Linked DNA regions of Homo sapiens: region 2 is linked to region 1. Evidence: read pairs that join two places in POLR2A ChIA-PET (ENCODE). Cell type or tissue: Panc1. All regions are shown on one strand. Each heading gives the region's core, and the rest is flanking DNA. Links, peaks and the distances in the headings are about the cores only.

Region 1 (11,544 bases), core at 2,633-6,632:
TTCTTACATACATGTATTTTAAGTAAAAATTTTATTGTAATATTACAAAATACTCTAAATGTTAAAAAAAAGAAGGATAGCATTTAAAACTCTTAACCACATTATCAATCTGGAAACATCAGGGATGCCTAAAGTTAAGAAGGAGCCATAGATAATTTATCTGCATGTAGGACAAACAAAATCCTGAAATAGTTTATTATTTCTCCCATTTCATAAGGAGCTGTAAAATGATGACAAAGGCTTTTCTGGAATGTCAAAATCATTCTTTTAACTGAAAAAAATGCATCATATATCTGGTAGCAAAAAATCACTGCTTTGAAATTGACTTAATATTATGAATAAAGATTTTAAGATATCTTTTATTTAAGTCACTACCACCCATTTCCAAGTTACTACAGAGAACTATTTTAATTGCAAAAGTCTATTTTCTCTTTCATTTGAGAGTACCAGTGTATTCATTTTTAAAAATGGTCTGTGGTAGGCAGCACAAAGGCCTCAAGGCAGACCAGTGCCTGTAGTAGGACTGAGAGCCAGGAAGCTTTGGCTGTTCCAGGTAGCAGTGTCAGATGCCAAGAGCACCTGAAAGAGCTGATGTCAAGTCTCACGCTTTGTGAGGCATGCCCATTGCAGCCTGGTTGTCAATTGCCTTATATCCGGGGCCATGCATGTAGTAGTTCCAAATGATCAAGGTAGAGACATTTCAATTTTGCTCATACTATCTCCACATGGAGTGCTAGTTTTTTGTATTTTGTTATTTTTAATTTCATATTGGCATTATGGAGCATGAAGTGCCAGAGAATGTATAAGCTTAACACCTGCCATTTAAAATTAATTATGAAACACCTCATTTAACATTATAAACACATTACTCTATTTCATGTGCTTGAAATTTTATTTTGAAATGTGGGTGGTCTTATGCCACTTAGCTTAATTGGTTGGACTCTGGTGCTGATGAGCCTGGAGTCGCTAGTTGATTTTTCTATAAGGTCACATTAGCTTCCCACAGATAAAACAAACAAACAAAAAAACAAACAGCTCTTTTCCTACACTGACATTTCACAGTTAAGGGGGCATGTTATATTTTATGAAAAATATTTTCTCAAATATTTTTCCTTGCGTTCACAACAACCCCAGTAGGAAAGATTGAAGAGTATTTTTATTTTTATCCTCATTTTTCAGATTATGAATTTTGGAAGAAATTCATACCTAATAGGATTAACTTAGTTGACAGAGCCAGAAATTTGCTAGGCCAGGTTCTCTGACTTTAAATCTCTTCTCTGTTATATCACACAACAACTCAAAAACTGTAGTCTGATGTTGATGTGCCTTTGTCCCAGAAGTGGTTACTTTGCTTTTATTAACTAGTCAATTTGGATAGCAGTTTTGATAAGTCAGCATTTATCTTATATTGTGTCCTATATGAGTACAAATCTTTATATCCCCCATGATTTTGTTTATATCACATCACTTTAAATAGGTTTAACCCAGTTGCCTTCACCTTCAATGCGACATAATCAGGATTAAGAATCCAACTTCTGATAATACTAATGAATAATGATTTCAGAAGCATACTGGATAAAATCAGAAACTAGTTTCAATATTTCAATGATGTAGCATTTAGTAGAGTATTTTAAATGTTAAAATAAATGTGTAAAGTTGTACATCTCTCATCTTGACAATATCCTTTGGCTGTCTTGAGATTAAGGGTGTTTGGAGTCTCTGTGATCCCATTGGAAGGATGCATGAGGCCTGCTGGAGGCTGTCCTGTTTTCTTCTGTACCTCAGTACAACAGTCTCATGGGACTAAAATGTTTTGGTTATTGGCATATAATCTTGGTTTCACTACAGCATTTATTTGGTGAGAAAGAACAATACTGTGTCTTCTGCTACCATTGACTGCCTAGAACTTTTTCATTTTTACCAAAATGAGTAAACATACATTGTGAATCATTCTTTTTAAGGAATTGTTAAAAGAGTCATATATGACTAAAAATTGTTTTCAAAGTTTTATTCAACTCTTGCCTTCTACATTTTCTTTTGAGGTGGTGAATATAGAGAGTTTACAGAGTTTGAATACTTAAAAATAAACAGTTTATAGTCACCCTTTTTTGGTATTCTTCATTTAATGAAGAACAGTAGTTTTGATGAATAGCTCCTCTTGTTTTTAGCAATCAATCTTTATATTCTCTAATATATTGAGCTGAACATTTTTATATGGAGAAGAATTGAGCATATTATCCCATTGCCGATTTTAAAGCCTATATAACATTTTATTTTTCTAAGGTCACATACAATAAATTAAAATACTGTAACAAATATCTTCAGATATTTGTGATTATGTAATTAATCAAGTTCATTTTTGTCAAGCTGGAATTCTTTGCTGGAATATTTTCATTTCTTAAATTTCATGTTCTTGTCATATATGTAGAAAATCAGTTTAATTTAATAAATAAATGCTTGTCTAATGTGTGTACTGAATTATCTTTCTTCTTAGTATATAATTGTTTTCTTACAGAATTATAATTATTTTCTAATCAATTCTGTCCCCCTCATCTCTGAAGCCTTTATCCTATATTCTTCATCCCAATATTAATCTGGTTTATATTAGGTTGGTGCAAAAGTAATTGCAGTTGTTGCCTTTAAAAGTAATGGCATTACATAAATATTTGTTGAAGTAAGCCAATTTATGGCTGAGTAACTGAGTATTGCATATGAATCAGTCCCAGCACTTAAGACTTGTAAGGAATTGAAAGTTGAGGCCAACTCATTGGCTGATATTTGGTGTGCTATATTAAGTAGTGGTTACCAACAGTCTCTGCAGCAGGAATGCTTGGGTTTAAATACTGCTAGAGCCATTTCTTATTGGCCTTGACTTATTTGCTTAATCTCTGTTGCTTAGCTTGTTAATTTATAAAGATATTTTGTAAGGCTTAAACAAATTAATATATATGTAAAGTTCTTAAAATGCTCCCAATAAGTGCTAACATATTAATGTTATCTGTTACTACTATTTTTAAATAGGCTAGTTTTACCAAACCTATCAAGAAAGGCCAAGGCTACTACGTATCATGAGAAGGGACTGAATGCATTGTCTGGGCTCCTAGAGGCCCACTTAACCCTTTCATCCCTTCCGTATATTAAGGTACCTTAATATTTCAAAGCCTTAGGATTTTTGTGTGTTTGGCTTTTTTTTTTATGAGAAAAAGTTTATTTCTCTCTTATACAAAAGAAGTCCAGAGGCAGGCAGTCCAGGTATACTCAAGAGCTTTCTTAAAAAATGAGTTAATCAGAAAAAAAAGCAAAAGCCATTCATAAAATTAACTCACTTTTTAAAGAAAGCTCTTGAGAATATATACAATATTGGTTGGATTCCCAATTCATTCTTTAGAAGCCATTATTTATTTGCTGTCAACGTTTCAATTTATCAACCAATTGGGATTATGAGATAACTTTGTTTTGATAGGAGAGAGGATGTATAAGATAGAGTGTGGGGTGGCAGATACTGAGGAGTTGAAGAAATAATTGAATTCAGCAGCTAAAGCAAGAAGTAAGAGAGACCAGAAATAAGCACAAGTTGAGAGAAGAATGAGTAGACTTTATTAGTGCTTAGAAAGCCCTTTCTCATTTAACTATTGTAAAAGTCAGGGAGTTTTGGCTGTTCCTTAAAAAGTTAAACATATAATTACCATGTGATCCAGCAATTTTACTCCTAGGTATAAATACAAAAGTTAAAAGCAGAGCGTTAGATATGTGTGCACCTATGTTCATCGCAGTGTTTTTCACAAGAGACAGAAGGTCGAAACAACCCAAGTTCCCATCAACAGGTGAATGGGTAAACAAAATGCACTATATACACACAGAGAAATATGATTCAGCTATAAAAAGGCAGGAAATTATGACAACATCCTACAATGTGGATGAATCTTGAAAATATTATTTAATGAAAGAAGACAGGCATAAAGAGACAACAATTGCATGATTTCACTTACATGAAGTACCTAGAGTGGGCAAATTCGTAGAGAAAGAAAGTAGAATAGAAGTTATAAAGTGCTGAGGGGAGGGCAGAATCAAGAATTAATGTATAGATACACAGTTTCAGTTTGGGAAGATGAATAAGTTCTAGAAGTAGATAGAAGTGATGGTTACACAACATTGTGAATATGTCTAATGCCATTGAATTGCACACTTACAAATGTTAATATGGTAAATTTTATGTTAATTATATTTTAGCACAATATATTTCTAAAAATCCTATGAGGTTTGCTTGTTCTCTGATTTATAGAGTATCTGAGACTTGCCCAGGGGAACCTAGGTCATCTCTATTTCTACTATACTATAAGCTGCTATTTTAAACCTCAGATTTACTTCAGGGAGTTATTTTCTCTACAGGGTTTATTTTTATTTTTATTTGGTCTAAGTCTAACCCTGCTTAGTGAAAACACACTGAGTACTCAGGTTTCTATTTAATAGCACAAATGGCGATCCCAGAAGGCAAAAACAAAATTAAAATTGAAGTATTATTTTTAAATAAACAGCTTGCTGAAGGATGCCATTGCAAACAATCCACAAAACTTTATTTGAGTGACTATGATTTACTACTTCTCAGATATGTTTTTTGTCTTCAGTGAACTTAAAGTCTGTTTGAAAATACAGATATGTAACAAATGATTATCTTTTAAATAAATGTTAAAAGTTATATAAGTAAAATCTTACATGAGTGCAAAACAAGGAGTATCAAGCACATTAGGGGGGATTAATAGGAGATTAGGAGAGAAGGCACACAGACTCAGACTTGAGAAATGTATGGCATTTTAATAGGGAAAGCAACATAGGAAAGGCATTCCAGTTAAATAAATATCTCAGGCAAAGGCCAGAGTCAGAAAAACATGTGGCCTGTTTGTAAATTGTATGTATATGGTCCTATTTCCCATTTTTCTCTGTCTATCCAGGTCAGACCTAAAACATTAAATCACAATGACTATTCCCTCCATATTTAAATATTTACTTCTTGTCCTTATCTAAATATTTCGCCCTGTTTCTAATTTGCAGCAATGTTGCCTATGTGCCTTTTATTTTAAATTCCCTGTAATTATTTTTGGAAGCAGAAAGGATATTGATTATACATTTAAATACAATTCCAGTTTGTCTTAAATCAGTCACTTAAATCAGTCCAGTGTCTTAGATTAGTCATTCAGCCTAAGCAGGCCTTATATATAGTGAAACCAGTATCTGTTAGATTGCTTATGCATTTCTGTTAGAATGAGACCTACAGATCTGTAGTGATATAGATACTCAGGATGGGAAAATTTAGCATTTAGTTACTTTAATAACAAAGAATATCTTTCACTTGGTTTTAGGGGATGTAACTGATGATTGCACTTTGAATTAACCTTTTGGAAAACTTGCTTTTAACTCAATTTAGACAATATTCACTAGAGTAAGAATAGGGATAAGTTTGCCTGGAGTAAGGAGCTGGTATTGGGTTAAGCTGAAGTCAATTTTTGATGTGGATGTTGATATATAATTGACCTGGGTAATACCTAAAGTCAAACAAAATTTAATTTGTGATAAATAATGGCTGTGGGTGGTAGTGCAAGTCAGGAGGACAAGGTGGGGTCCAAAGGGTGGAAAAGGATCATTCACTAAATTTGTTAGAAAGTCTAGGACCATGGACAGCTCCCTGGCAGCTGAGATGCTCTGATAAAGTGAGCGAAATGGGAAAAAATATATATATATCCTGAAATATACCCCTTTATTTGATTTTTATGGCCTCTCACTAGAATTTTCTGATTCTAAAACTGATTTTTTAATTTTTTTTTTAATGTTTGCCATGCCTCCTACAAGATCAGGAAACCTATTCATTTTCCCAAGAACGTCATTCTTTTCTAAGACTGCGTTACTTTCTAGCCCGACTCTCAACATGAGAACACATTTCCACAGAAAGCTATGGCAAAGGAGCAGGTAGAATTTCATTCTCTATGTTAAACCTATAAACTTCTGGTTGCCCACCACCTCCACCCCATTTTTATGCTGAAGCAAGATCTAAGCCTGGAATTGTAGCCAAGATTTCCTCTATGAAATTGCAATTTCAGTTTTAATGAAGAGGTTATTTTATTTTATTTTATCTTACCTTTTCCTATCTGCAGCATTTTTTTCTTTTTACAAAATGATCATCCCAAATAACTTATTTTTAATTAGTGGATTTCTTCTTTGTCATTTAGTTGTTCCCTAGCCAATCCTCACTATGCTGGAGTGCCTAAAATTGTGCACCTAAAAAACAATTAGTGTATTTCTTCTCTCTGACCCATTTTTAATCTATTCGCTTCAGCTTTACTGTCCAGAGCGGTTTTCTCTAAGTTATCCCATTATCATTTATCTTTCCTTACCAAATAAAGAGAACACAGTAAGATTTTAAATCACAAATATCCTTTTCTTTCAATAAGAACACAAGTAATTTACCTCTTGCAGTGAAAGGTAACAAAATGAAACATCTTATTTTTTCTCCAGCCTCCTTTCTCTACCCCAAAGTCAGCAGCTGCTTTAAGTCTGTATATTTTAGTTATAATGTAGAGAAGTGATCTACCAAAAGAACTTTTGTGCATCAACCTTTGGGCAGTTGAGAAATTATTGGTTGGTTATGCTCATTGTGACTACAATTGCAAGCCACTTTTGCTTATTCCTATATATTTTTTTTAAATTATCTTTAAACTCCTCTGTATTTATGAAAGGAAAATTTGGCTTCTTCTGTAGGATTAAAGGCTTGCCATGGTTTTTTTTTTTCTCTTATCACATTGAAGATAAACCTGTTTGACGCTAATCTGATAAAAGAGTTTTCAGAGCTGATGACTTCTTGTTTTTCCATGAAACACTTTTTTCAGATTCATACTGCTATTTCAAATGAAAAAATTATTCACACCTTCATGTTTCTGAGGTTTTTCTAACTGAATGTTTATTACATTATACAACTCTTGGTTTTATTTATATAAGGCCAATAGCTTAATTGTTGCTGTCCTGTATGGGCCTGGAAGTTGACATTGACTATGTTATGATAAGTTATGAAATTTAAAAAACTTTAAAAAGGATCTTATATGCCGTGATATATTGTTAAATTTAACTTGTTCAGTAATCAAAAAATCATGTTTTAGTGAGCAAAATAATCATCATTTAGCAAGTTTCAGACACATGGATTTTGGAAGTTTTATAGTTAGAGAGAACAACTAATATATATACTTCAGTACCTACCCTATCCCATTGCTGTAAAGGTTGACTTATATACAATGGTTATTTGCATCATTGAATTGCCATTTATGTAAAATGCTGAAATTACACTTTGGGGTTCCACTCATAGAGGTTCAGTAGTATGTGTAAAGTCATGCGGTTAGTAAATAAAGTTGCTAAAAAGAAAACCTAGGTCAGTCTATTATCAAAATCTTATGATTTTTCTGCTTCACTGTGTTGCCTTTTGCCCATGGAATAAGATGCGACCTGAAATTACAATTTCTGTATTCCAACATGACTGAATGAAGCATATTTCTGAAATTATGTTCCCAGATTTATTTCCCGTAATTTAAGAAATTTCATGTTCAGTCAAATGCATTTTACAATATTTGAAACTATTTTAAGAAGTCAGCATTTGTTTGATGACTATTAAAATCACAGTTACAATGTTTGAAGAAAAGTATACTATAAGTTTTTATTAAGTCATATAATTGTTTAATTACAGTTACATTGACAATGAAATGGAACACTGTTGATAGTGAATGGCCTGCTTGGCAGTCTCTTATATTTGATAAATAAATATTATTAACTGTAAGATAGTTCTAGGAACTGTTCGTTAGTTCCTGTGCTGACAGTTACTACATTTGCTTTAACATTATGGATCATTAGAAAATATAGAAATTTTCCTTCTACCATCTTAAATTTTAGTACTTATTTTCTCACTCTTTTTTCAGTTAAATTTTTGATGAGGAAAGCCTTTTCTTCACTCACTAGAATTTATAAAATCAGGTGAAGCAAATATTTGAAAATTTGTATTTAATTTGAAAATATGTATAGTCTGTTCAAGACCTTACTTTTCTCTATATTTATATAATCAGTAACACATAAAATTTCTCTTCTTACATCTCTCTTAATTTTAATTCTTTCATGAATTAAGTGAATAAAAGTACTCTATCATTTACTTTTACTTAAAAGCAACTTTGCATGGATCACTTTGTATTAAAAGCAAATTTGTGTGGGTCAAATACTTGTTACCTAGCCTGGTTTCCATAAATTCTATTGAACTATGATGAATCTTTTCTTGCTAAAAAGTAGATTTGAAAAAAAATAATAAAGGACTATGTAATAAATAGCAAGATAGAGGAGAGGAAATTTCTGGCCTCTCTTTTCTGCTAGATTGTTAGCATCTTCAAGCCTGGGTGTACATTGTTGGGCTAATCAATAGTGACTAGGGTGATACACTAGTCAAGGGCTCTCCAATTGCTTTAAATTGTTAAGAATTATACATGTATCATTAACTTACATAAGTCTTAGTGCTTTCACATAAATAACAATCAAGGTAATTAATACGTCTAAAACAGTAAAGGTAGTTTAAATGATAAAGTTAACTTATCTTTTTACAGATGATCATCAAACTCTATGAGAAGCTATTGATAAATAGTAGTATGCTCTCCAAGGCCAATCTGTAATTTATTCTTAATGTGTCATTCATATATATATATGGAGATATATGTGTGTGTGTGTATGTATATCTGTGTGTGTGTGTGTGTGTGTGTGTGTGTGTGTGTGTGTGTAGGGAGACAGGCTCTTACTCTGTTGCCCATGCAGTGGCATGATATTAGCTCACTGCACCTCTGTCTCCTGGGCGCAAGCAATCCTCCCACCTCAGCCTCCTGAGCAGCTGGGACTACGGGCATGCACTACTATGCCTGGCTAATTTTTTGTATTTATATTTTTTGGTAGACACAGGGTTTCTCCTTGTTGCCCAGGCTGGTCTTAAACTCCTGGGTTCAAGTGATCCACTCACTTTGGCCTCCCAAATTGTTGGGATTACAGGAGTGAACCACTGTGCCCAGCCAACGTGTTATATTTTGAAAGAACATTTTTCTTTATAGTTTAAGAAGCAGAGCTTAGGAGTACTGAGAATTATGCCAATTTTAAGTGCATATTAGTTAAATAAAATTAATTGTTTCATGCCCACCTTCTATAGATTTCTAGTAAACTTAACTACTTATGGAAAAATTCACTGTATTTAAGTATGTATGTAAGTAACTGAATAAGCTTTTATTCTGTTAAAACTCTATACAACTCTCATTGAAATATCCATAAATGTTTCAGCATGCCTGATATAATTATACATCATTTATGAAGGAGAAACAGCAACACATCTGATTTTTCCAATTCTCTCTCCCCCTCTCTTGCTCTTTTATTAATATTTCTGAAATAAAAAACATGCAACATTCCCTGTTAAGAACTCTGTAAATTGTGGCTGGATTCTTTTTACTTACGGCACAATGTTTCTCTTTATGTGCATAGACAGGGCCCTGAAATGCAACGTGAAGTGGTGAATAGAGCCCATGAGGCTTGCCTTCATAGATTTGCTTGATGAGATGTTTATCTGGGTGAGAAATTGGTTGTTGAAAATAAGGATTTCCTTATAGTTCATTGCCTATTTCAAAATATATTTTCCCGTATAGCTTATTGTATGTTATTCAAAAGTTTCATCTCTTTCCACAAAAACATATTTTAAAATTGTGCTCCAGAAGGAACACAAATTGAAAAGCAGCAGTCAAAGTTGATACCTGGACTCTACACCAACTGTTGAAAGCTGTTGAAAGTGGTAATGCTCACAAAATGCCTTACCCTTGCAAGATTGCCTAATCCAAGACTGACCAATGTGATTAAACCGAGTTACACATCACTGGTGGCCTTGTGCCAGATGCAGGCTTCGGAAGAATAAATTGAGTTGTGTTACTGTCACCGCACAACTTTATTGAAAACAAGGCAGTATCAGCACCTTTAGGTCCTACTCTCAGGCAAACACTGAAGATGACATTGCTGAAGCTTGAGTTGCCTTTCTTTTTTTGACTTAACTAACACTTGATATTCCCCAGGATCAGCCTCAACAACATTCACCTATGTTGTCATTCTCACTGGGCCTTGACCAAAATCTCAGTTGTTCTCAATTAGCCTGTTTTGAAATAATAAAAAAAAAATCACACCTCTGTTCTGGAAAATGATGAAAAAGTCATCCTTGTACTTCTAATCATAAACTTCCTCTTTAGAATGGAATCTCATAACATTAAATAAATTTTCTAACTGCTCAGAAACGATGCATATGTGAGTTAAATCTGTGCTAAAAGAATAATCAAGCTTGTTCAATTAGAAAATAGTCATAGAAATGAGTCCATAAATAAATAAAATTTTATGAAATATTTAGCAATGAAAGTTTATGGAATAAACTTTACTTAGAAGTTTACTGAGCCTCCACTTTTTATTATAAAAATACTTCCTGAAATCACCCTAAAATATGTTTGCTAGCAGAATGAGAAATTGATTTACTTACTTTTTAAAATTGTGTTTCTCAGATTGACAGCAGTAGGTATAATGCAAATAACAATATTCCAACATGTTATTTTTTAACATTCAATAAAAAGCACTTCTATTCATTTTTAAACCAACAAAATAGAGAATTGAAATGAACTTGAAAAACTACACATGAATATTAGAAATATTAAATATTATAATTTAAATATTTATTTCAACGTGTACTTTCAAGCATCATATAATCCTTTGATGTATAAGGGAACAGTGATTTGAAAATAACTTTTATAAATACACTTTTGTTTTAGATACTAAGAAGTATCTTTTGAGTAAATTTTCTCTCAAAATACATATTGGCACAATATTTCTTAGATTTTTTAAAAAATATCTTTAAACATTTCCACTCCAAAAATGCAAAATAGTGTAAGATGAAAAATGGATATTTAAAATATGCTTTCATTCATTTTCCTTTGGTAATCAACTCAAGCTTTTTCAAGCTATGTCAAAAATGATGAGCTCAAAGGCATTTTGGAGGTGACTGTGACATTGCTGATATTAATTGGTACTTTATTTTCACTTCTATTATGCTCTGCAGGTTTTGAACCTATTTTCCACCCATTTTTGTTCTTATAGTTAGAAGGTAGGCAGGAATAAACAAAGATGATAATGAATTCTTATCTAATTATGAGTATCATCCAGATTTTATAAGAAGAAAATAATTCCAGAAAATGTCTTCAAAATCAATTTAATGCAGTGTTTGCAAACATAAAAATGCTAACAGCATGTAGAAAGACTTTTGACATTTTTCCTTTTTGAAATGTATTCCCAAATACATGGAAATATGTGTTTTTAGGTTTGAGATAAGTCTCTGCGAACATGCTGTAATGAGATTATAATCCAAGAAAATGTTATATTTCTATGCTTATGATTTCTAATACGGCTTTTCAACTGGCAAATTGTGGTAAATGTGCTTGATAAGACAGAAAGCATCATTTCCAACTG
Region 2 (11,544 bases), core at 4,548-8,547, 64 kb after region 1:
ATCTGGACCAATGCTCTGAGAGCTTTGGAAAGGGTTTAACATTCTAAATCCTGTCCAGAACATCCCTGAACCATGGAAAGAAGCCTTACGGCAATTCATGAACAGGATTTGCAAGAAAATTTTGAAGACATATGTGAACATGTTCAAAGGCTTTTAATAAATATTCTGCTATTAATGAAATATTAAGTAATAAAGTCTTATTACTTGAGGAACAGCTCGAATTAGACACTGATGAAGAAGATATTCATGAGCTTGTTGGCATTGAGGCTGAAGAGTTTTCCAGTGAGGAGCTGATTGAACTGGCAGAAGAAAGAAGTAAAGAAGTTGAGGCCAAAGGGAGGTAGAAGAAGATATACCTGAGGCATTAATAAAGTTTACAGAAAAGAAATTGGTGGAGGCCTTTGCCACTATCAGCAGTGGCACCAGGATGTTAAAAGAAATGAACATCAATGACAAGAGATGTGAAAGAGCTGACAGGCAGCTACAGGACGCTCTTGCTTGTTATAGGGAAATAAATAATGAAAAGAAGAGACTGTACAGTCAAACCTAGTATCTTCCTGAAACACACTATGCCTACTAAACCATCAGCAAGTGTCAGTGCCCCAGTGCCTTCTACCAGCTATTCTCCAGCCTCATCAGAAGAGAGAGAAATTGATGGCCCTGTCGCTGTCGCATTCCCATCATCCAGCAATTAATTTTAGTTCAATTCCTCAAATGTTCTTCAGGCCCAATCAATGTGCTTTTGGCTGCGTATGTGACTACCCATACAACCATTCTGTTTTTCACTTTTAGGGCAGTATTCAATAAATTACATGAGGTATTCAACACTTCATTAAGAAATAGGATTTGTGGAGATGATTTTACCTAACTGTGGGCTAATGTAAGCATTCTGAGCATGCTCTAGGTAGGCTAGGCTAAGCTATGACATCTGCTAGATTAGATGTGTGACATGCATCTTCAACTTACCATTGTTTCAACCTACAATGGGTTTACCAAGGCATAACCCCATTGTAACTCAAGGAGCCTCTGTATTCAGCAGTTACCTGTTTAGATGCCTTTCTTCTTTCCTAGACTGCGGGCCTTTCAGGGGAGGGTCTTATTCACATCTGTATTCACAGTGCTTAGTGTAGTGCCTGGCTCATAGTATGACTTGATAATAGATAATGTAAAAACAAAAATGTTTTAAAGTACAGTATTTGCTCGATGAAAATATGATGTTGTGACTTGCTTCTGATTGACTGTCTTTTATAATGGTATGATAATCTGCTTTAATCGAATGTAGTGCTTACTGCCTTAAATTCTGTTTTGCTCAATATTACCAACGATACTATTCTTTTGTTCAAATTTGATTGATAGATCTTTGTTGAATTTCTTATTTTTAGCCTTTAAATGACATATTGCTTTGTAAGCAGCCACTTGTTGAATTTTTAAATGCAATCTGAGAATTTCTGACTTTTAAATGAGGTGAGGGAGACAGTTTCATGTTTTATGTAGTAATTCCTATTTTTGATCTCTTCCTACTTATTTCACTTTTTATTTGTAGCTTTTTGTGATTTAATTTTTTTTTGCTTTTTTTATTTTTGTGTGGAATTTGCCATGTTTTCTTCTATCTTTAAGTAATTTAAAAGTTTATCACTCAATTTTTAATCATCAGTGCCTATTGCAAAATAGTATACAACATTTCTAATTCTATATTTTCTTAAGTTTTTATAAATGACAAGGAATTTTGCCGTTTATGGCTTCATATGCAGTTTCATCCTATATCTTATTCCATTCATAATTAAGTCTTAAGAATTCTCTAAATTGGTTAATATTATTAGCAGTAATTCACAAAGTTCTTTAATTATGTCTTCAAATGAGTAGCATTTACTTTGGTAATTAATACAATACTTTATTAATTGTCCAGCGGATTTTGTAGTGAATATCTTTAGTGAATTTTCTAAGTCTTTGAAGGGATAAGAGTGTCTTATTTTCATGAACAAGTGAAAACGAACAATACCTCAGTTTTGAGTATATGTTCTTCCATTATTGTTACGCTTTTACTTTTTCATAGAGGAACACAAAGAAATCTGACTTATATCTCATAATAGACTACGCTGTCTTCTTAAAAGTACATAGAATACTGTTCGTCATTTGTATATTTTGTCTAAAATGAGGCTCTCAGTTGGATTCAGTTTCTTATTGTTATATAGTACATGAGAATCAAAGATGCTATTTCTAGTCCTATTTCTTTTTCATTTCTGAAGTAATCAACTATACTATTTTTGTTCAGAAATGTTATTATTACACATTGGATCCCATTTTCCATTCTTCAGATGTTTCAACTTCTCACATACTCTTTATTATTTTTAATCCTGGAATTTTCTTAAGTGTACTTTAACTTTGATTGTTTTAACCTTAAGTTCCTGTTAATTATATTTTGTAGTTCATATTTTCCAACCTACTTTTATCTTTGGTAAGATATTTTAACCATATTATAATTCTATCTTACACTTCCTGGATATGGTCAATTTTTGGTTTTATCCTAAGAAATTCACTGCTTTCTACCGTTTTGCAGTACAGAATTTTTTCTTTGACTTTTTTTTTATTTTCCTTGACTATTACTTGATAATCTTTGATATATGCTACTTGAAGAATATTTACTGAGTACTTTTCCTAGGATAGGTCTTTTACAACACAATCTACCATTATATTAGGAATCTCAATTTATTTTCAAACAGATTACATTAAATAATTTATACTTAAACAGTAGAGCATTATAATAAAACTTAAAAATTGCAATAAATATTTATAACATGTATGACATTATGCTTTGCATAATATGTAAAGGTTCTATAATTAAAAGCAATAATAGTAATGAAAAATGAACAACCCCAGGGAAAAAAGACAGAGGGCTTAAACTGATATTACCCCCAAAAAGCCAAGAAGCCAATAGCAACCTATAAATTTTTCAGCCTTACTTGTGACGAAAAAAATACAACGTCAAATGGCAAAAGATTATCCTTTTTCTAACAAATTGAGATGGATTAAAATCACTATATTTTGGAGAAAATATTGAAAACTGGGCATTTATAAATACCATTTATTGGGGTATTCTAACTTCCTGGACAGCATATTTGAGTAATAGCATTTTATTTTCTAGGGCTCTTTTGGATGTTTTGAATTTTCTATAACAAAGAACAGAAAGTTGTGAAAAAGAAAAGGTAGTGTGCATTTAAGCCTAATAAATGACAAACAGACTTAGGGGAGAGAAAACTGTATCTGGGAAATGGTAGGAAAATATTAGAATAAATAGAATTTAAGCAGAGTCTTTAAAATTTGGTAAGATTTGTCTGTAAAGACAAAGGAGGGCAAAAGGAATAAGCGATCAGGGAGAAAGTAGTAGTGAAGATTCCAATGATCACAGTGTGTGGGATGTTTCTACGAAAATTTGTTGTTTGGGAATTCTACTTGGCTATTTCTAGTAGCAAACTAGAATACAAGGAGCTACTGCTGGAAGGTAGTTAACCTTTTTTCCCTTTTGTTGAGAAATATGAATATTGGATCTGCTATTAAAAAATAATGGGGAATGGCATATAACTATTCATACCAAAAAATAAAAGTGGCATCATACCCTAAGACTAACTTCTTCAGGGCTATATTTTCTCAAGGATAAAAGTTACTTTATAGTGGTTGCTACTTCCTATTTCAATCAGATCTGTGGTAAAATATCTCTGAAGCAGATAGAGATAGATTCAGTGTAAAAAATATACAATTGGAATATAAATAAAAATAGACACACCCCAGTATAGCCCACGTGTTCTCCGTTCTCAGCAGATTAGCTTAAAAACACAGCTATAATTGTGATCAGAACTAGAAACAAGCCTGATTAGTTTTAAATGACACCAACTAACCACTTCAGTCAACCCTTGTGAGGCGCATGATTTTACCTAGTTGGTTGGATGGGCGTGAGGCCAGGCATTTGGTAGCTGCTTAGTATGGTTTTAACTGCCTTGTTTCTGAACTACCACCATGGTGATTCCAAGGCGAGTCCAACAGAAGTTGAGCCTGTGGGAGTGGTTCACAGCATATGCCACAGTGCTTTTCCAGATGTCCAGGGGAATCCGGAGAGGTCTCTGTCTACATTCACTTCTCCTCTGGAGACAAAACCAGTGTGCAAAAGGAGGGAGGAAAGCAAGCAGAAAGCCTACTTAATTACTCTCTGTATGCCTCCAAACTCCCTGTCTTTGGATCCTCATCTGTAGAGTGAGGAGTACAGAGTTGGCTACTTTGCAAGAATAGAGTGCTGTTTTGCAAGTTACAGCTTTTCAAGTCCCAAAAAAAGAAAAACAAACAAACAAACAAACAAACAAACAAAAAATGCCTAGAAGTAAGAGGAAGCAAGCCTGTATGGAGTGGAGGCAGACTCAGGTTTTCTCCTCCTGAAATCAGAGGAATGTAGGGGATGTGGCCTCACCACCAATAGTAGCTAGAGGATGTGCTATACTTCATTGTGTTAGTCATTAGGTTTAAAGTTCTGAGAATACATTATTTTTGTTGAGTTTCAGTTTCTCTCCCATGATTGTGTGTCTGATAACTACTCCTTTTCAAGGTTTTCAGAAAAAAGAAGAAAAAAAAAACACCATTTGCTTTGTCCCTGTGGCTATAAGTCCTTTTTACTTGTAATTTTTATTTATTTTTATTTATTTTTTAAATTTTATTTTTATAGAGATGGGGTTTTACTCTGTCACCCAGGCTGAAGTGCAGTGGTGCAATGACAGCCCACTGCAGCCTCAAACTCCTGGGTTCAAGGGATCGTCCCTCCTCTGCCTCCCAAGTAGCTGAGACTACAGGTGTGCACCACCATGCCTGGCTAATTTTTAAATTTTTTTTTTGTAGAAATGCGGTCTCACCATCTTGCCCAGGGTGGTTTCAAACTCCTGGGCTCAAGTGATTCTCCTGCTTCAGCCTCTCAGAGAGCTCGGATTACAAGGGGGAGCTCCACTATGCTTTTAGTGGAAGGATTTCTCTTCCTCCCCCATTGGCCTACCACTTTTCTTTTCTCTCATTTCCATTTTGTTCTCTCACTTAAATTCCAGCCACACCATTCTGATTTGTGTGGTATGTATGTCAGTGTGGCTTGACATGCCCTTTAATAATTCTCTCAGGCTGTATTTTCTCTGACAGTATTTCTAATATACTATTAATCAGCTCTATTGTTTCTGATGAGCATACTGAGTATAATAGTCCAGAAAAAAATCTATGAACTCTAATTCTGATTGTAATGTTGTGATTTGGATTCTAGGAGTAAGTTGGTTCCGAGTAAGTAGAGGACCACATAGACTGTATAATTTTCAATCTATTTTAGGTCACAAGACCCTGCTAGGTTCTTCCTATGGTAAACAAGCCATCTTACAAAATACGGTATGGAGGAGTTAGATGATGTTTCAGAGCTCATGTTCGTCTGCAATATGCACTTCCAGCAGTTTCTTAGAAGACATGCCATCTTCAGGAGCTCAGCAGGGCTCTCCTTATGTAAGTCAAGGCTGAGATGTTTCAAATTATATGTCAGGCAAATGCTATGCTCTTCACACAAGAGATGAACTGTTGCTTCTCTATGTGTTTTACATTAAAAAAAAAAAAGAAAAAAAAAGAAAATGCCTAAGGTAGCACTTAGGAATAATCGGTTGCAATCTATTACCACTGGCAACATTATAATTTTAGCTATTGAATAGCTCAGGAAAACCACCACAGAATCTAATTGATATCTTTGGGAAAGGTTTGATTACTTGGCTGTTGAGGAGTGTAGTAGTCTGCCTGTTACAGAGTTGCATGTTGAAAGGGCATCTGTCAGCGTGGGTGAGGAGTTCCAGAAACGTGTTCTCTGCTGTCATCCCCACAGGACCTGAGGACCTAAAGGCCTGACTCATGCCACTGATGGCTGCAACATTTATGGGACAGGCTGCATGTCTTTTATTGGGAGACAATTACTGGGGTAGTGCTGAGGCATGACTGAGCCTCTGGGCACAGTAGCTGTCATCCCTACTGCCGAGGTTTGTGAATTAATGATCAGATGGATTCAGCGGGTTGCACAACATTAACTTTACATTGTCAGCACCCCTGTGAGTGTCCAACAGTCTCCCCTTTACATCCTTTCTTTCATTCTCAGTCTGAATTTAGAAGAATAAACACTTTTTAGATAACCTGCTTCCTTAGTTTTAAGCTACTGAAAGAGCCTGAGTAGGGATATTAAGAGGGAGTTCTTGCTTGCGCTCTGGTAGGCTTTGGTGATGACATATTCAGAATGGATTATTCCTTGCCCCCAGCTTCCTCATGATTGACACAGTAAGAGACCCTGTTACTTCCCTGACCATAGTGTCTCGTTACTTAGTGTTGGCGGAATGTCTTCCATGTCACTTCAGTGAACATTTATATATAACCATTTCTTTACCGCATGGTTCTAACACAACTAACAACACTGTCAGCTTTTCCTCGGCATGTGCGTATGTATGTATGTCTGTGTGTGTGTTTGAAATAATTAGCAAATAAGATATCATGCTTATCTACAGTAACACAACAAGAAGTAGAATATGTTTTTTATAATTTTATTTATTTTAGGTTTTAAATTTTTATTTTTAATTTTTATGGGTACATAGTAGGTGTATGTATTTATGGAGTACATGAGATATTTCCATACAGGCATGCAATGTGTAATAAGCACATCATGAAGAATGCGGTATCCATCTCCTCAAGCATTTATCTTTGGTGTTAGAAACAATCCAGTTATACTTTCAGTTATTTTAAAATGTACAATTGAGTTATTGACTATAATCACCCAGTTTTGCTATCAAACAGTAGGTCTTATTCATCTTCCTATGTTTTTTGTGCCCATTAACCTTCCCCCAACCCCTCCACCAACCACCCACCACCCTTCCCAGCCTCTGGTAATCATCCTTTCACTCTCTGTCTTATTTATTTATTTGTTTTAAAGATGGAGTCTTGCTCCATCACCCATGCTGGAGTGCAGTGATGCAATCATAGCTCACTGTAACCTCCAACTCCTAGGCTCAAGTAATCCTCCTGCTCCAGCTTTCCAAAGCACTGGGACCACAGATGTGAGCCATTGCACCTGGCCTAGGAATATGGTTTAATATTCTGGGCTGAAATTAATTTAAGGAGACTGCACATGTGGAGACTGAGTATGTGATAGAAGGAGCAGAGTGAAGGGGTAGCAGGCGGCTTGGCAACCAGGGCTTCCTTGGAAGCCAGCATGCTCTGTTTTATCTTTAATATTCTTGTGACAATTTAAACCATATTATAAGGTATTTTCAAACTTTCTCCTCTTCCCAGTGAAGATTATTTTTGGAGGAAAAGATAGTTTCTCCCCAGTTTTTACCTAATATGTCAATTAAACTGGAGATATTTATATTAGCTCCAAAGAGAGGACATTAGTAACAGTTAGAACCTATATTATTCTGAAGTATTCCATCTAATTTAGAATCTTGGCAATCAGCTAAGCCATTTTTTATTCTCTTTTCCTACTTACAGGTATAATATTGATTCTTAACACCTACTAATTGTGAGACCTTCCAAAATGCTTGTATCCCTTCCTCTGTGTTGCCTTTAGAATGAAAACAACTTACCCAGCTAAAAGAGATAAATAATTAATCGCTTATTCCCAGTACAAGAAAATGACACATATGGCTGAGTAGCAGGGTGCATTAGGTAAAGAGCTGTCAAAGGGTACCCTTTATTCCAAAATGTTAAAGAATGCTATTTTCCCCTACACTTAGAATCAGAGTACCAGTAAGTATTGATAGGAGTAAAACCCATCACAGTGCTAAATAAAAGGAAGTCTAGAGAGGCATAGAATAGAGCCAATTTTTTATTTAAAAAAAAAAAACTAAAATCGATGGAACTACTGTTCTCATAAACAGAAACATAATTAATTGCATTCCTATTTAGATTCTGTTCCCTGATTTAAGTTAATGTTAGTAACCTTTGAGGCCACCCAAATTGGTCTGGAATCCACTTGGCTACTACAAAGCCTGAGCATGAATCTAGCACAGTCCCATGATACAGATCTTCGGGAACTCCTGAGTTAATCCCAAGGGGCTGAGTTAAAATTCATAAGTATACCAGTTTCTATAGACTGGATAAATATTATTTTACACGTACATGTACTAATTTTTAAATGTAGACAGGTACTTTTACAATTGATAAAATACAGACTCATATCATTTTATTCTTAAACATGTATAGCTTTGTTTTCTTTTGTCATTGTGCATTGTGTCAATCAACAGTTTCTAAACATATAGCAAGTGTGGGTTTCCAAAATATTTTTGCCATTTGAAGAGATCCTCATATTCCAGAAGATTAGGACCCACCACAATGTAGAAGATCTGGACCTTGCCAGCAGGAAGGTAGTGCAAGCTACCCTGACACACGGAGTGAGATTTTCCCTGGAGGAAGCATCCTCCTTCAGTGATGGCCGATGGATTTTACAGGAAATGCTGGAGGCCATGGTGGCCCCCACTGCAAAAAAATCCACCACTTTTGCCTCCTATAGAAGCAGCTCTGAGCTACTTCTACTTCTGTGCAAAAGAGACTAAGTAAATACAGATTATGTGGCAGGAATTTTAGAGCTCTGGAAAGGCCCTATTGTCATTTGAAATTCTTCTCACTCACTGAAATTCACTTTAGCTCATGGATTTGATCCCTTTTAAGACAGATGCCCTAGGGAGAGGTTAGCACTTTGCTTTTGTATCATTGTTTATTTCTTTGTGTCAATAGTTGGTTTTAGAACGTTGGGCATTTGAAGTGTATGAATACTATCTGCTAAAAGGGTTAAAAAGAGATTCTAAAACCTGTGAAGGTTCATTTGCTCCACATTTTGTCCACACATTCTGTTCTTCCATAAGTTGAGCCATCGTAGTGAATAGCATTGCCTTTCAACATTTTGAAAGAAAGATTCATTTATACATAAAAATAGAGTCTATGACAGACATACAGTGTTCATCATTGTATGTTATACATTCAACAATATGCTTTAAAGAACAGAATTTTTTTGAAATCTAGAAGAATTTCACTTTATAGAGTCAGAGCATTTTTGTGTAAGAGAGATGTGCTGGAGGAATCCTCTACTGTTATATCTTTTGTTCCACCAATAACTTTATCTCAGAAATTGATTTCCTCTGTGATGGAGAAAAATAGCTTACATTTTTAGTGGAAGAGGTGTATATTTTGTTGGCATTCTATCTCTATTTCTTTTTTCATTCCCAGTAAGTTTTAAAGAGGGTAAACTGCAGCAGTGTCCATGAGAATCATCACTGGGATTCTACGTAGGCTCCACCATGGTGAGAACAGTGTGTCAATCAAGATGTTCTTAGCATTTGGAGCAAGGCAGTTATTAATTGTTTAGGATTAAATTGCACACTTCAGAATGTTTGGCACCCTGGTCACCATATTCCAGGAGTAACTTGTGGTCATTGTGACACCAAATAACACCCCCACCCATTTTCTTACACTACAGAGAAGAGTACCACCCTGGTTGAAATATCACAGTGCAGTCTCTTCCCAAAGACAGAAATGTACTTCCGGACATGCTGGTCAGAGGCCATCTACAGAGCTGAGCTAGCTTTCTTGTGGTGATTACAAAATGGCCACCATATAATTCCTGTCCCAAAAGCCTTGGGACTTTATTCAAGGACTACTTTTAATTACTCTATTTGTGTGCCTGCTGGATACTGGGGTGTTATGTTTGTTCTGTGATGAGAATTCACCAATGCCAAGGCAGAAGCATGAGAATGCTGCTTAATTTTACACAGATGGGGTTAATCTTTGTAGCGCTTTGTGTACAGAACTGGCTTTTCCCTGCTGTTGGGGGCATAAGAGATGAAGCCCTAAGAAATGAATCACTTTTCTTTTCCTTTATTCAAACTTCCCAATCTTTTCAGCTATACTTGGGCTTTCAAAGTGCTACTGATAAGCTGGCAATTTTGTTTTAGAGGCTTGATAGGGAGTGGGAGATTAAATACTGCAAACTGTGAGCAGTAACACTGTCCCTTAGGCAAATAAATGAGAACACTTCCAAAGAGATGTAAAATTGGTTTTCCAGACTTAAGTTCCACAACCCGTTTAATAGAGCTTGTGAAAATATACTCTAATTGCTCTGTGGCACATTTTACATCGCAAAGATTCTACTTCAAACCCTTTATGACTCCCTTGTTCTACAGGTATATGTTTATGTTATGACAGATACCTCTAATTAGCTAAACAAGAAAAACCAACCAAATAATTCCCCACATGGAAATTAAGGCTTTTGGACCAAGATCTTAATGCCAGCCCTCTGTTTTGTTCCTAAGTCTCCCTACAGGCCCATGTATGTTCATAAATACACATAAGCAGTGATTGTCTGAAACCTGGTTCATGGAGACGTCAGAGTTCCAGAGTCTGTGAATTCACAGTGGGAATGGGAGATTGGAGCTTCTATTGCACAGGCCCAGCACAGTCTGTCAGCAGATTGTAAAGGGGGCATCCGGGCCTTTGAGCCTTCTCTGAGACACCCACAGAAGGTTGTAGCTTGGAGCAGCACAATGAATCAGTAACAGAGAACTCAGGTGTTAGGAGGCATTATTGCCAGCTGCCTAGAGTTTTCTGTTACTGAGATCTATGGGAGCAGTGAGAAGCAGTGGACACTTCTATTCTTGTTCAGCCACAGAGGATTAGAGCAAAATAACCTCCCTTTGTCAGTGAACATTGCTTGGTTATTCCTATCTGTGAGTCCTTTCAGAGCTCACATCTCTAACTCTCCTTGTTCATCTCTTTCTAGGGGATAATAATTCCATGTCAAATGCTTGAGTCCTACAAGTCAACTCCTCAATTCCTAGACCAGTCTATGACCAGCAGTAGTAGGAATGACTCCAGCAAGGATTCTGAAGGAAGAGATTTTTTGTCTGAATTCAGGCACTGTGGATTCTGCCATTTAGGCCACCTATGAATGCTTCACATAGGGCTGGATAAGCTGGGTTCAGAAAGGCCAAATGTGCACCTTATATAGGAAAAGAAAACAGAAATGGATAATTAGGGTTTCTATTTGTGTTGCTAATATCTTCAGGGACTGAAAAATCTCCAAGGCCCCCTCCAGGACTAAAGTTGTGCTATTCTAAATTACATCCAGTCACTGTTCCTGTAAGCAGTCATTTCATATTTTCCCATTTTTTCCTCACTTCTAGGCACTAATTCCCTGATCTCACATAATGTCAAATAACAGGTTTGTGGATATGGAAGTGCAACCACATTAACTGAATTTGGTCCTGGAATTGCCAATCTGCTCACATTGCATTGTTTTAGTTCAGTAGGCAGAGCTTCACATCAGCTAACTTTGAAATGACTTTGATTTTCAGGGCTCAAAAATAAACAAAAAGAGGCAACAGGGCAGCTGTCTGAGGTGCAACAGTTCACAGTAGAGGGAGAGGAAGTTAGAAAAGTTCCCTGAGAAGGAAGTGTCGGCAAGTGTTATGACTGAGGTATTGAGGGAGAAAGTCTCCACCAATGTATCCAGGT

Evidence for each region. ChIA-PET counts read pairs that join two places held together with the same protein. Peaks named below come from ENCODE experiments on the same cell type or tissue, not always from the same donor. Only the 100,000 strongest peaks of a DNase experiment are listed, where the experiment ranks them.
Region 2: POLR2A ChIA-PET joins it to region 1 with 5 read pairs; 4 of 35 experiments call an interaction of 5 or more read pairs at or near these places.

What each region holds. Positions count from the first base shown.
Region 1 is chr13:93,684,711-93,696,254 of GRCh38, forward strand. All of the region lies in intron 2 of GPC6 (glypican 6), which reads left to right. Among named protein-coding and RNA genes, the nearest start is that of GPC6-AS2, 170 kb to the right of the region's middle. In Panc1, for the core only: no CTCF peak of the experiment used is centred there; no DNase peak of the experiment used is centred there; H3K27ac peaks cover 1,762 bases.
Region 2 is chr13:93,746,833-93,758,376 of GRCh38, forward strand. The region is part of intron 2 of GPC6 (glypican 6); the gene reads left to right. Among named protein-coding and RNA genes, the nearest start is that of GPC6-AS2, 110 kb to the right of the region's middle. In Panc1, for the core only: no CTCF peak of the experiment used is centred there; no DNase peak of the experiment used is centred there.